2 separate regions of the Homo sapiens genome follow, and region 2 is linked to region 1. A link is an interaction called in ENCODE POLR2A ChIA-PET data of the cell type or tissue named here. Cell type or tissue: OCI-LY7. All regions are shown on one strand.

Region 1 (8,000 bases):
CTAAAAAGTTTCTGCACAGCAAAGGAAACAAAGCAACAAAATTAAAAGGCAACCTGTGGAATAGGAGAAAATATTTGCAAACTGTATATCCAATAAGGGTTTAATATCCAAAATGCATAAGGAACTCATATAATACAACTCAAAGGCAAAAATAAAAAAGAAAACCCACAGATTTTAAAATGGGCAAAAGACCTGAATAGACATTTTTCAAAATAAGACATACAAATGGCCAACAGGTAAAGGAAAAGGTGCTTAATGTTGCTTATCAGGGAAATTTAAGTCAAAATTGTCAAAATTATAATGAGGTATCCCTGCAGACCTGTTAGAATGGCAGTTATCAAAAAGTCAAAAGATAAGTGTTATTGAGGATGTGGAGAAAATGATATACACTGTTGGTGGGAATGTAAATTGGCATATCAGTTATGGAGAGACAGTATGGATGTCTCTTAAATACTTGAAAATAAAGCTACCATACGATCCAGCAGTCCTGATTCTGGGTATATATCCAAAGGAAATAAAAATCACTGTCCCAGAAGAGATATCTGTACTCTCAAGTTCCTTGCAGCATTATTCACAATAGCCAAGATATGGAAACAGTGTGTTCATTAATAGATGAATGCATAAAGAAAATGTCTGTCACATACATATCTCATTTATGTGTGTGCATATTCATATATATATATATACACACACACATATATACATGTAAAGGCTCAATTGTGTATACACATATATGTATATGTGTGTATGTGTGTGTATATGTATATATAATTGAGTCTTTAAAAAGAAGAAACATTTGTAACGCATGGATGAACCTGGAGGACATTATCATATTATCATCTAAGTGAAATAAACCAGACACAGAAACACAAATAGTGCATGTTTTCACTTATATGTGGAATCTTAAGAAAGTCAAACTCACAGAAACAGAATAGAAGTGTGGTTACCATGGGTTGAGCAGGGTGTTGGAGGAATGAGGAGATGTTGGTTAAATACAAACTTTCAGCTTTAAGATGAGTAAGTTCTGGAGAGCTAATGTACAGCATGGTGACCAATAATAATAATGTGTTTTTATACTAGAAATTTGCTGAGTAGATCTTAAAGATTCTCACCACACACACACAATGGTAACTGTAAAGTGACAGATATGTTAATTAGTTTGATTGTAGTAATCATTTCACAGTGGATATGTACACAAAACATCACATTGTATACCTTAAACAATGACTAATACCATTTTGTTAGTCATGCCTCTATACAGGGATGCCTTCTGAAAATGTATCACTAAGAGATTTCATCATGCAAACATCATAGAGTGTATTTACACAAGCATAGATGGTATAACCTATTCCACACTTAGGCTATAGGGTGTAACCTATTGCTTCTATGCTATAAACCTGTACAGATGCTGACTGCTGTAGGCAACTGTAACACAATGCTAAGTATTTGTGTATCTAAACATAGAAAAGGTACAGTAAAAATACAATATAAAAGAAAAAAAGTGGTACACTAGTATAGGGCACTTACCCTGAATGGAGGTTGCAGGACTGGAAGTTACTCTGGGTAAGTGAGTGAGTGGTGAGGGAATGTGCCAGAACAATACTGTAAGCCACCACAACACTTAGGCTACACTCAATTTATTTTTAAAATCTTCTTTCTTCAGTAATAACCTTAGCCTACAGTAACTATTTTACTTTATAAACTTTTAAAAAAGTTTTGACTCATAATAACACTTAAATAACACTTAAAACACAAATACATTGTATAGCTGTACAAAAATATTTTTATCTCCTTATTCTATGTCTATTTAAAAATTTAAAATTTTTTTTCTGTTAAAAAATTTTTTTTTTGACCCTACACAGGTCAGGATCATCCATATGGCTGTCCCTCACCTCTGCATCTTGTCCCACTGGAAGGTCTTCAGGGGCAGTAATACACATGGAGCTGTCATCACCCCTGATAACAATGCCTTCTGGAATACCTCCTGAAGGCTCTGCCTAAGGCTGTTCTACAGTTAACTTTTGTTTTAATAAGTAGAAAAAAATAAGACCTGATGTGGTGGCTCATGCCTATAATCCCAGCAAGTTTGCCAGGCCAAGGCGGGTGGATCACCTGAGGTTAGGAGTTCAAGACCAGCTGGGCCAACATAGTGAAACCGCATCTCTACTAAAAATACAAAAATTAGCCAGGCATGGTGGTGAGAGCTTGTAATCCCAGCTACTTGGGAGGCTGAGGCAGTAGAATCACTTGAACCCAGGAGGTGGAGGTTGCAGTGAGCTGAGATCGTGCCATTGCATTCCAGCCTGGGTGACAGACCGAGACTCCATCTCAAGAAAAAAAAAAATAGAAAAAATATACTCTTAAGATAACAATAAAAATATAGTATAGTGAATACATAAACCAGTTATATAGTCATTTATTATCGACTGTGATGTACTATACATAATTGTGCTGTATTTTTGTGTGACTGGCAGTACAGTACCTTTGTTTACACCAGCATCACCACAAACATGTAATGTGTTGTGCAGCAATGTTAGTGTCTGTGATGTAGACATCACTGGGTAATAGGAAATTTTCATCTCCATGATAATCTTATGGGACCACCATCATTTATGCAGTCCATCGTTGACCAAAATGTCATTGTGTAGTGCCTGACTATAAAACCTTTTTCTACATTTATAATCTCAGCAAAGTTAAAAAAAAAAAAAAAACAGGAATAGGTTAAGTTCAGAACTGGGCTTGAATTTAAAATCCCCACTATTAACACCACCACTATTGATTTGGTTTCACTTAAACATCATCTTCTGTCCCATAAATTAGTGCTGTTATTTGGAAATGTGTCTATAACACTTCGCTCAATTTTAATTTGTATCTTTATTATAGCTTTAGAGTTGTTAGTGTACTAGTACATATATTAAGGCTTATAGTTATCTGTACATACATATTCTACTAACTCTATAATAAAATTTGTTAACACATGGAGCAAAAAAATAATCTCAAGCTAGCTTAACAATGGCTTCTGTCCAAACTAGACCCCCAGTAATATTGGGATGACTGAAGTCTCATGCAGAGAAATATGTGTGTCTTCACAGTTCTTATATTTGTGACCATTCAGAACTATATGAAGATATAAGCCAAAAGAAAATTGGTGATCTTGAATGAGCTGTTTTGTGAGGATTATAAGTCCAGATACTACAGGAAGTATCACCCTGGATTCAGATTGCCTGAAAAATCAAATGTGTATCTGTTTTTACTTATTCAAGAGAAATATTTTGAGATTATCCTTCTTACTAATTAACAAATTAATATGATCCAATTAAACTATAATTAAGGTACTTAAATCAACAAAGATGAGACTCTGTTGCTAGGTTATATGTGGAAAGAGCAAGCAAGCATTTTTCTCTTTTATCAGAATTAGATTTTCCCAAAGCCTCCACTGTCTTTGAAGACTTTATCTAGTTCAGAATGCTCTCTTCCAGTTGGGGGAAAAATAAAACCACAAAACACAGTTCACTAGAGACCCTCAGATAAATTGTAGCTATTTGTTGATCTGATCAGCCCTGCCACGGTTACTATGGAAACCAGAGTACTTTCAGATGACCTTTTAGACACAAAACAAAAAAATCTATGTGCCCCAATATGCTCTCTGCTTTTTTGTCCCTAAATAGCTTACTTAATTACTTCCTTAACTGTGTGATGTTAAGGGGGAAAAAAATCTATAAAATGCACAGCAGTTGAAAGAGATATTTTAAGGCTTATCCTTCAGCTTTGTCTTAGAAGCAAAGTCTTAAACTGATATAGGAGACAGGTTAGTAGTAGAAATCATTTTCAAACACTCATTAGATCACTGCCAACAGAGGTTAACCTGGCATTCAGCTGAGCAGACCCAAAGGAAGCAAGACAGCCTCTGAAAGCAACTGTACAGAATTTCTCATGAGTCTGTAAGGGAGGGTGCATGCATTTATATTAGAGTGCTGGCAGCATGCTTTCAGTTTAATTTGTCTCGAGGAAATAATTTTGTTGGGAAACCAAAAAAGATTGTGCATTCTAGTTGTCTGTCTAATGAATTCCTGAAACAGCATAAAAGCCCTGTGTCTTGTAGTTACAGGGATGGCCTTGTGGGTGGATGTTGCTGGTTGAAGAAATATTAGTTAATATCACACAAGCCTGTTATTAAATGTTAGAGGCAGCTTTGCAAATGTCCCCAGGCCCTGGTACCCACAGGGGATGAGCAGGTACCAAGGGTGCCACCCTTCATTTACAGGAACTGGAAGGAGGGAAGACAGAGCCGATGTCCACTGGCACTAGCATGAACATGGCAGCTAAACATTGGCACAAGTCTTCATGGCTCTATCTCAAGCACCTAAGAGGAAATTAAAGCCCCCTAAAATAAAATTAAGGGACCTAGAATAAGGGTGACACCAAACATAATGCTATTTGTTGTTTTCCCCAAAAAACATGCCCTACAGAGAATTAAGATTGCCTGTCCCTGGAGCGGTAAATCGCAAGGGTTCTGACCTCCCTGGGTATCCTGAAAGAGGAAGTGGCGAGCAGCTTGAGCTCTAGATCTTGCACCTCCAAGTATGGGAGCTGATTAATAATGCAGAGGTTCAGAGCCCAGCCCAGCCTCTGACCCAGTCAGAATATTATTTTAACAAGGTCCCCAGGTGATTCCTGAGCCCATTAAAGTTTGAGAAATGCTGGTCAAGAAGATGAAACCTGTTGACTGATGAGTAAACAAATTCAGTCTCCTGTGGTCGTAAAGACAGCAAGGATAGACTTCATCACCCCCAGTACCCATATTAAATAGCGAAGGGATCAGTGAACTGTGACCCACACCCAACCACCTGCTTTTGTATATACAGTCTATGAGCTAAGAATGGTTTCAAGGCTGGGTGCGGTGGCTCACGCCTATAATCCCAGCACTTTGGGAGGCCGAGGCAGGCAGATCGCAAGGTCAGGAGATCGAGACCATCCTGGCTAACACGGTGAAACCCCGTCTCTACTAAAAATACAAAAAAAAAAAAAATTAGCCAGGCATGATGGCAGGCACCTGTAGTCCCAGCTGGAGGCTGAGGCAGGAGAATGGCATGAACCCGGGAGGCGGAGCTTGCAGTGAGCCGAGATCACGCCACTGCACTCCAGCCTGGGCGACAGAGTAAGGCTCTGTCTCAAAAAAAAAAAAAAGAGTGGTTTCAGGATTTTTAAGTGGTTGAAAAAAAGAAGGATATTTGCGAGACATGAAAATTTGGTGAAATCCAAAATCTGGTGCCTATAAATAGATTTTTATTAACACAACTACATTCATTCATTCGTGTGTTGTCCACAGCTGTTCCTTTGCTACCACGGCAGAGTTGAGTCCCTGCAAAAGAGACTGCATGGGCCTCAAAGCCTAAATGTATGCCCTCTGGTCCTTTACATAAAAAGTTTGTGACCTCTGGGTTAATGGAATAATAGGGTATTCAAACTGGGAGAGATGTTTAAGATTGTGTTTGTTGATGGGGAAACAAAAGCAAAAGGGAGTGTGTTCAAAGCTTGTTAGTGCAGGACCCAGACCTCCTGTGTGAGTTGATGCTTCTGTCTCATACCCTGTCCCTTCCCACACACCCTTCCCTATGACACCCCCTTTTCTGACTCCTCTCCATTCATCCACCATGCTCATTAATGCATCTCAGCCCATGCTTGTGCTCCTTGGAAAGACCCTCCCTTCTCCTCCACTTCCGTCAGTCCTAGGCTTTTCAAATCCTACAAGTCCCTTTATGTGGTTCTCTGGCCTCTTAAAATTGCCTTGACTTATGCAGTCTAAAGACTACTCACTTGCCAGACACACCTGTAAGATGTGTCACCTTCCTGATTCCAGAGTAAGAACCTCAGGCCCTCCTCTGAATACTTTGAAGTCTAAACATCAGGCCCATGAGGAGTCCACCCTTCACCTGCACTTTTTTGACAGCCCAGAGGAAGGTGTCTGAGCCAACATCTTTATGAGGCTGGTTGGAGGCCTTCAGGGGAGAGGCCATTTTAGAGCCACGAGAACCTCCCTTTCTTCCTCTAGCAGTTGTGTAAAACTCACGTGTGTGACAAATCTGGTTGCTCTTGAAGATGGACCAGTTTCTTTCCCATACATTTTATGGTTCCAGAAATCAGTAATTCTGGACATTTCTAACTGGTGGATGCTGCATCTACTCTGTGTCAAGCACTGTCCCTGGGGCTAGAGACAGAACCTTGCTCTTGGGAACATTGTGGAGTAGTACTAAGGGATATGAGACCTTGTACCTTATCTCCACTTTCTGGAAACGACCCCTGACCCTCATAGTGGAGGGAAGCTTACACCCTGTCTCCTAAACAGTAGCTAGCCTAGATCAGCGGGAGTCTGACCCAGGCCACAAGTCAGTTCTTTGTCCACGTAGCAGTATCTCCAGCTCTTGAGATGCTGAGTAAGCCTCACTGCTGAAAAGATTATGGCTCGCCTGATGTAACATGGCTTTTATAGGCAGCTAGAACCACAGAGGCCTCAGAGAATTCAAAATCACAGCTCCCTACATGGGGTCCAGGAACGTGTGGCCAAGGTGCTCATGGTGTTGTATTTTGGTTTTAGTTTGTTTTCAGGGATGAGGCCTCTTTGCCCATTAGGACTGTCGCCATGATGTACACATGATGGTGGCACTTCCCAGTTCATCAGGCCGACCAAGTGGGGCCATAGATGTCCTTGTTCAGGAATTCAGGGAACTCGGTGGCTGTCGTGTCTTCAGCACTTAATTGAAAACGAAGTGGTTAACATTTGGCACTAGTGCAGCTTCCTGCCATTTGCCACTTTCACCTTGAGCAGAGGTGTTTTGCTTCCTCATCTCCCTTCCCAGCATCCAGGTGTGTGGTCCGGGAAGGATTCCCTGGGACCTCTTGCAGATGTGTAGAGCAAGAGGTGCTGTGCGTATCTGGGCTGGGTCACTTCAGCCTTTCCTTTGATTTTTTTTTCCCAGAGAAGATTTGGGATGGTTTGTCATGTCCAAGTGTGAAACAGCCTTAGAGTTCTTTCTAGGTCCATTTGAGTCTAAGAATAACTACCCAGTGGCTGCCGGAAGGCTGTGAAGCCACATAGCAATTGTATCAAGGTGTCTCTGCTAAATGTTTTTTGTCTCCCTGTAGAAAGAAGCAGGTGACCTATTGCAGATGGCAGTTGGAGATAGGAACCTCCTAAAGTCATGCCATATACTTCTCAGGGCATCCCAGCTACTCAATACAGAGTACCCTATGCCTATAGATATCCAAGCAAAGATCAGGCAACCCTCTGAGAAAGATGTAGGAGAAATGCCTGATTAAATTTCCTCTAAGGCTCTGTCCAATACCAAGATTGCAATAAGGGTGTTTTTGTTGCTATTGTTAGTTCCCTTTAATCTTGATGTGGATTAAGATCGCTATCCTAAAATAGAGTTTTTGGGGTTGGAACAAAATGGCCTATTTTAGGAACAATCATAAATGGATTTGTGATTACTGACTTTTAAAGGCCCATAATGATAAATTGGAATAGAAGATAACCCATACCTGGTAAAAGAGATGCAAAACTCATGATTTGACTAGTTTCTCATTTTAGTAGACAAAGCCTTACTGAGCACGTAGGATTGGTTTGCCTCTGATCTCCTCTGTTCAGGTTCAGGGCTGTGATGACCCATTCAGGCTGTGGGATTTTGGTTCAGAAATCTGATCATCTGATCCCTCTCAAATTCTCTCCTGGAAGCCACCTCTCACTGCTTATGAAGTTGGGGGATTACCCCTATGAATCCTTGTAGAGAAGTCTCACCTTCATGAATCCTTGTAGAGAAGTCTCTTTTGAGATGATTTCTTTTTTTTTTTTTTTTTTTTTTTTTTTGAGATAGAGTGTTGCTTTTGTTGCCTAGGCTGGAATGCAGTAACACAGTCTCAGCTCACTGCAACCTCCACTCCCGGGTTCAAGCAATTCTCCTGCCTCAGCCTCCCAAGTAGCTGGGACTACAGGCTTGAGCCAC
Region 2 (8,000 bases), 97 kb before region 1:
CGCTCCCTGCCTCTCCTTGGTGATCGCCTCTGGAACAGAATTTTGCTGTTAGGAGCCACTCCTGTCAACAGGATTTCCCAGAGTGTGTTAAAAGAAAAAGCAAATGGATAATAGCTCTAAATAAGAACTTGCTTTGGGTAAGCTTTGGTGACATCTGCAAGAAAAAAAAAAGTGGCCTGGGAAACAGGGAGGGTTCCTGGCATAATAAACATTTTCTTAAACCTTTATGCAAATCCCAGATTAGTAGATATTGCGGGAGTCAGTTTCTAAAAGAAAACTTGATTTCCGAAGGCCATGCACAGTTATTCTGTTTCTCCATGTGTTTTGTTTGTAAGAGGAAAACAGTGGAATAGAGAATGTTTGCCACAGCCAAGGTTTTCTCTAGTCCCTTTGGTAGGTGGAAACCAAGTGCTGGATGAAATTGTGTCTGGATGCTGAATAAAGACATGGTTTGCTGAATTCATTTTGGCAGCATACACTGAGGACAAAGCACCAGTGTACAACCACACTACTTAATTAGGATTCTCTGAAGACATGCCAATAGCATCTGCTCAGAAGTAGTGCTGCAAAAAGATTAGTCTTGATTTTGAGTATGACTTGATTTAGCCAGATGCATAGGCCCACTTCTTTAAAAGAAAGTCCAAATTTATCTTCTGTGTTCTTTGAGGGAGTGACAACCTAGAATCAGCTTGAAACATAAAATGTGCAAAGTAAAATTTTTACAATTATGATTGCACTTCTAGGATTTAGTAAACCTTTAACCACCAAGAGACTGGACTTGGGGGTGCGTTGCCTGTGATAGGATGCCAAGTTGTTTCTTGGCAGAAACATGGAGATTGTTAAACCAGGATGGTAAAGAGTGACTTTGTCTGTGTCAGCTACTCTGAAGCTATCCCTGAGTCCCCTGGAAGACATAAGCATCCCTTCCTCCATGACCCCAAGGCTCCTTGTGAATAATACCACATTAGAGCACTTGTCACGTCATGGTGGAATTTTCATGTGTACATGGGGTTTCATGTACACACGTGTGTATGTAAAGGGCACAGACTGCATTGTTTTATTCCAAGCATGGGGCCAATGTATTGCAGTAACAAGGACAACCTTTTATTAGATGGCTACTGATCACAGTGAGAAAGGCATTAGCACCATTTCACAACTGAGGACCAAGTAGTTTAGAATTCCCTCTGGTCACTCAACTCATAAGTGGACCCATGAGACCTGTGGGACTCCAAAGCTGGTGCTTTTCTCATTAGAACATGATTTCCATGTTGGTGGGAATACACCATATGTCTCATAAAAGAGTTAATTATCAAAATCACAATGACATTCTTCACACTCACTGGGATGGCCATGATCAAAAAAGATAATAGTAAGTGTTGATGAGGATGTGGAAAAATTGAAAACCTTGTAACTTCTGGAATGTACATTGGTACAGCTCCTTTGGAAGAGTATTTGGCAGTCACTCAAAAAGTTAAAGTTGCCATAAGACCCAACAATTCCTCTTCTAGGTATATACCGAAGAGAATGAAAACATATGTTCTTACAAAAATTAATACAAGAAGGGTCATAGCAGCATCATTCATAGTAGCCAAATGTCCATCAGCTGATGAATGGCTAAGTAAGTGTGATATATTCGTGCAGTTGAACATGATTAGGCAACAAAAAGGAATGAAATACAACACATGCTGCAACATAGATGGACCTCAGAGACATCCTGCTCCGTAAAAGAAGCCAGACGCAGAAAGTCACATATTGTATGATTCCATTTATGTGAAACATCCAGAATAAGCAAATCTGTATAGACAGAAAGTAGGTTAGTGGTTACCTAGGGCTGGGGATGGGGAGCATTTGAAGGGGATTGAGGAGGAACTGCTAATGACTTTGAGGTTCCTTTTTGAGATGACAAATTGTGATAATGGGAGCACACTGTATTAAAAACCATCGAACTGTATACTTTAAGTAGATGAATTGTCTGGTATGTGAATTGTATCTCAAAGCTGTATATAAAAAATAATTAATGAGGCCAGATGTGGCTGCTCATGCCTGTAATCCCAGCACTTTGGGAGGCTGAGGTGGGCGGATCACGAGGTCAGGAGATCCAGACCATCCTGGCCAACATGGTGAAACCCCGTCTTTACTAAAAATACAAAAATTAGCTGGGTGTGGTGGCACGTGCCTGTAATCCCAGCTACTCGGGAGGCTGAGGCAGGAGAATCGCTTGAACCCGTGAAGCAGAGATTGCATGCAGTGAGCTAAAATTGCACCACTGCACTTCAGTCTGGTAACAGAGTGAGACTCCGTCTCAAAAAAAATAATAAAATGAAGTTAAACCAAAGAAATACCAGGAGACAGTAACATTAAAGAAGTCTGAAAGAGCTCATACGAATGTATAAGGACCCCAGTAGATAAACTGGCAAAATAATTCTAAAAGAGAGCTTACAGTAGAGGGAATATAATTACCACACAGACAAATGGAAAACATTCTGGTTCTTTAACAAAGATATTAAAATTAGAAAAATAAAGTACTGTAATATTTCTCACATATTTAATTAGCAAAGCATTTTAAAAATGATTATCAATTGCTGGGAAAGAGAGCAATATTTTTCTATGTTTCAGGTTATATCGTAAATTGATACTACTCTTAGAAATCAGTGGCCATATATATCAAGAGTTGTAAAACATTTGTGGCTATTCTATTTTTAGAAATCTCTTCTAAAACATACAAAAATATAAAAATGAAAGACTAATGATGCAAATTATGACTCATTTATGTGGTCATTTAAAAATTAGAAAAATAAAAATTCAGTTACTAAGATTTTAAAGTTATATGTACTGTAAGTATAACTTACAGTAAAAAACAGGCAAGTTTAAAATTACTGAAAGGAAATAATTAAAATGACCCAGCGATGGAGTTGTGGTGGAGTTCTGGGAAATTTTTTCATTTCTTATTTTGTAATGCAATTACTTTTAAGTTTTAAAACATTTTTATAAATAGACCTTATATTTCTAAGAGTTATGCTTCCTAGAATATTAAGTTTTTGCAGATTATTTCAATCGGTAAAAATCAAAAGATGCCGGCTCTCTTGGCTGACCTTTAAATTAAAATACTAATGAAGCATTTATTACCATAAGAGAAAAATATGCTTAAAACACCTTTCATTAATTGTACTTTTGCCAAACCACTCTAGAGTTGAATGATTCTCTTTCTTTCCCAATTTACATAGTTCTGTGGGAAAAAATCGGACATACAGTGAGTTAAGTGGAGAATTGTTGCAAGCAAGCCATGAACTGCCTTTTAAAAGCTTGTCCTTTTGAGGGGAAGAGACATGGATTCTCCACTTCATCCCCTCAGTTAAACAAAAATCTGAGCCTTGCATATTTAAAGATAAAAATATACTTAATTTTTAAAGTTATTGTTTTGGTCCAGTTTAGAAAATACCACCTCATTTTCTCCTCCCTTATGTCTTGATATTGATCCCAAAGAATGTGCGTCAAACTAAGAAAGTTAATTTTCATGTAGCAACATCTGGTTCCTTAGCCAATTCAGGGAACTCTTGAGTGCTTATGCTCAGAGCTTTTGCTGCTGTTTCTAGATTCCACCCTCTGTTAGCTTCTCACAAGCAGTCCGGTATTTGGTAGAGTGTGGGGGGCCGGGGGCTCATGAAGTCAGATTCCAACGTGCAGGGTTTGTTTGAGATGCCTGTAGGATCAACCAGGTTTCACCTCTGGATGTATGTTTAATTCAGTGGACGTTGTCATTTTGATGGCACATACCCTTCAGTAAAAAGAGGTTAAAAGTATTCTAAAATGAGGTGGTGGATTATCTGTTTGGGTAGCTACATGGTCTCTGAAGTCTCTTCCATTTTAAGATAAAATTGCCAAAGACAGTTTTTACAAGTTTGGAACTTTCTGAGTGGGTGATACGCATTAGGGTTTTGGTGGTGCTGATTATTGCATCCAGAGGTTGGCCCTGACTTCTGTCGTCTGCTGGTCTTGGAATACATTGAAGCACACCGATTGGAGCACACCGACTGAAGCACACCGATTGGAGCACACCGATTGGAGCACACTGACTGAAGCACACTGATTGGAGCACACCGATTGGAGCACACCAATTGGCTTTTGCTTTTGGAGCTTGGTTATTGTGCAGTGTTCCCACTTACCTAATCATCACTTTGTTGGTGGTGGAGTGGAGGGCCTCACTCTGGTTCCAAGCAAGTCATTAGAATGATCTACAATTTGCAGTTCTAAAATCAGGAAAACTTGGGGTTTCTCCAAAGCCTGCATTAAACAGAACTTTTTCTTTCTTGAAGGTCCAGATCCATACTTAAATTTTACTTAAATTTTAATGAGTAATATTTTCCCATCAGTGGCCTAACGCACTATAAATTATGTATGCTGCACATTAAATTCATTTTTATTTTTTCACAAACTGGACTTAATGGCATTTGTTGTTTTGTATACCCTATACGATAGAAATTTGTTGCTGAAAAGGAATTCAGGGGTCCTCCAGATCACTGGTTTCCAAACCTGACTCTTTAGGAAGAAAACAAACAAAAATCCTCCAGTTTCGTTATGGACGTGATGAATGAGACACCCACGGAGTATGGCCCAGGAATCTGTTCTCATAAAGGTCTCCAGGAAGGTTGGGAAGGAGGAGGGAAGAGCGTAGAGCTATTCTCCCTGAAAAGAAATAGGCCAAGAGTTGATTGTTGTGTTAGCTGGTAATGGGTACTTAGGGATCCATTATTCTCTCTGCTCTTTGCATGTATTTGAAATTTTCCATAATGAAAAGACTTTTAAAAAAGATTAAATAACAGCTTCCCAGGTGATCCTGAAAATCAGCCAGGTTTGGGCAGCACAATCAATCCGCCTCTCCCCCTTAACAGGTGAGAACAGGAAGGCGAACGAGGCCATGCAGTTTGCGTGAATGAAGAACTCATATAGGATCTAGAACTCCTGTTTCTGCCCCATAGGCCTAAGCCCTTAACTCCTCATGGCCTCCTCAGACTAATCATTTTGCTGACCTTCTTAGCATTTTAAAAGAGAATTAATAAATCTGACTTGTATGATTCACTTACTTTTTTTTAAACACAGAGGAGTGTTGAGTGTTTTTGAGATGTTTTTCTTTCTTCACACATTTTTCTAAGATCCTTTTAAACCCATTCCATTGGACTTCAAGGTAGCTATTGGCTTTTCAAACATAGGTTACGGGGCTACTACTTTGCCGCTAGTTAGTGTGTGAGGCCACTGGTAAATGAATGAATGAATGAGCAGTAAAGGTGCTGAAAAGTGTAATGCGTGTCTATATGAAGCAGTGTCTATTGAGCAAACCGGAGAGACCAGCTCCATCCTGGAAAATTAAAACAATGGTACTGTGACTTTGCCTATTGCCAATCATCGATCAGTCCTGTCGGTCTGACTTAACCTTCTAAAGCTCTTTACCACAGTGTATAGATAAGTTGCCTGTCATGTAAATATATCTTATTGATTTTGTCAGGCAGCTGGCCAGTTTTCTTAAAAATGTGTCAAATTGTCTGAATGATTTGACCAGAAACCCCGAGAGTCAACGTGAGGAGGAAAGAAAGAGGAAGGGAACGGGGAAAAAAAGGGAAGGAAAAAGACAAATACCACCTAATTGAGACTAAAGGAATGATCACTGGGGCTACCATGGCTTTTGTTTGGTTTTGGCAAGGCTTTATTTTATTTTTTTTTTACTGTCAGTGAAAACAAGAATTTGTATTGCAGGAAAAACAAACTAACAAGTGTTTTTTCCTACTGTACTCTCAACACAAAGTGCTTCTGGTCACCAAAATGTGGAGAGATGTTGCCCCCCACCCACACACAAAGCAACTCTCCAGCAGACACCAACCGGGTGTCCTATAGTTCAGTGTAATTCTGAGATTATCTACCTGGAGATAGCATCAGGTCCGACAAGATAAGGGTTCAGTCCCACAACACTGCCCCCCACCATCCCTGCTTCAGACACTACTCATAAGTACAGGTTACCCATAGCTGATGTCCAATTTAGCTACAAATTGACCCCCTTTTAGGGTTCTCTTGTTTGCTAGGACAGCTCGCAGAACTCAGGAATGCACGTTACTTACATTTACCAGTTTATTATCAAGGATATTACAAAGGATACAAATGAACAGCCAGGTGGAGGAGATGCACAGGGCAAGGGATGTGAGGAGGGGCCCAGAGCTTCCATGGCCTCCCCGGACCCACCATCAACAGAGCTTTCTGAACCCTGAAGTCCAGAGACTTTTATGGAGGCCTTCTCACACAGGCATGACTGATGATTCACTCCATCTCCAGACCCTCACCCCTTCCTGGAGACTGGGGAGCAGTAGAGCTAAAAGTTTCAAGCTTCTAGTCATGGCTTGGTCTTTCCAGTGACCAGCCTGTATCCAGGAACCCACCCAGAGTCACCCCATGATAACAAAAGACACTCCCATCACCCAGGAAATTCCAAGGGATTAGCTCTGTTTCAGGATGTTGGAAATGAGTGCTTGAGTCGCAAAGGAAATAACACTCGAACAGAAAATATCTCAGCAAAGCAAATTTACTTCTGCAGAAGGGTGCTTCCTGTTTCAGTCACGATCGCAAGAGCACACCGAACAAGGGAAGGAAGGGGTTTTTAACCCTAACTCAGTTCCTGTCTCTGTGTCCTTCCCCTATTGATTGGGGTTGGACTGCACAACCTAAGATCTAAGCTGACCCGACTGGCTACTGTTTGAAATTGCGGAGGGCTAGTTGGGTGGGAAAGGAGAGACTGTCCATTACAGTACAAGGCATGTCAGGGTGCAGCAAGAGCAGGAAGGGTGGTTTAAATACTAGAAACGAGAGTACAAGGAAGTTGGGCTTCAGAACAAAGAACAAGGACATTACAAGTTAAACCCTTTGAAGAGGAATTTTATCATCCCTGACAAGGAACTGGGGTCAAAGACCAAATATTAGAACAAAAAAGTCTCCTAACATCCCTGTTGCTCAGGAATTACAAAGATTTTAGAATCTCTGGGCCACGAACTGGGGGAGGAGTCCAAGTGAATATTTCTTATTATATCCCAGTATTGCTTTATTTTTGTTATAGATTTATCAAGATACAATTCATGTACCCATAAGCTTCACCCATTTAAAGTGTATAGCTCAGTGATTTTTTGTGTATGCCTAGAGTTGTACAAATGCTACCATAATCTAATTTTAGGATATATTCATCACCCCTAAAAGAAACTCTATACTTACTAGTAGTCATCTCCCTTTTCCCCATTATCCCGACCCTTGGCAACCACTAATCTACTTTTTGTCTCTATGGATTTGTCTATTCTGGACACTTCACATAAATGGAATAATACAGTAAATGGCCTTTTGTAACTGGCTTCTTGTATTGTGTTTTCAGGGTTCATCCATGTTGTAGCATGTCATAGTGCTTCATTGTTTTAATGGCCTAATAATACTCCATTGTATGGGTGTACCACATTTTGGTTATCCATCATCAGTTGATGGACATTTAGGTTGTCTCTACATTTTGGCTATTGTGAATAATTCTGCCATGAACATTACAGGTTTCATGTGGACACATGTTTTTTGTTTTCTTGGGTCTGTACCTAGGGGTAGAATTGCAGGGTCACATGTATTAAGCATTTTGAAGAACTGGCAGTTTTCTGAAGTGGTTACACCATTTTATGGTTCCTCTAGCAATGAGTTGAGGGTTCTGATTTCTCCACATCATTGCCAACATTCATAGTTACAGATCTTCTTGATTCTAGCCATCCTCATGGATGCAAAGTGGTACCTCATTGTGGTTTTGATTTGCGTTTCCCTATGGCTAATGATGTTGAACATGTTTTTATGTGTTTATTGGTCATTATATATCTTCTTTGGAGAGCATGTATTCAAATCCTTGGTGCATTTTTATAATGGATTTATTTATCTTACCATTGATGGGAAAAACACTTGTTTTATTTTACACATATCTCACTTTGTGAGTAAAAAAAAAA

What was found. ChIA-PET counts read pairs that join two places held together with the same protein. Peaks named below come from ENCODE experiments on the same cell type or tissue, not always from the same donor. Only the 100,000 strongest peaks of a DNase experiment are listed, where the experiment ranks them.
Region 2: POLR2A ChIA-PET joins it to region 1 with 6 read pairs; 2 of 35 experiments call an interaction of 5 or more read pairs at or near these places.

The regions. Positions count from the first base shown.
Region 1 is chr17:66,701,465-66,709,464 of GRCh38, forward strand. The region is part of intron 8 of PRKCA (protein kinase C alpha); the gene reads left to right. Among named protein-coding and RNA genes, the nearest start is that of MIR634, 82 kb to the right of the region's middle. In OCI-LY7, no CTCF peak of the experiment used is centred here; DNase peaks (open chromatin) are centred at 3,917, 4,567 and 4,827; H3K4me3 peaks cover 1,652 bases; H3K27ac peaks cover 3,159 bases.
Region 2 is chr17:66,604,087-66,612,086 of GRCh38, forward strand. The region is part of intron 3 of PRKCA (protein kinase C alpha); the gene reads left to right. Among named protein-coding and RNA genes, the nearest start is that of MIR634, 180 kb to the right of the region's middle. In OCI-LY7, no CTCF peak of the experiment used is centred here; no DNase peak of the experiment used is centred here.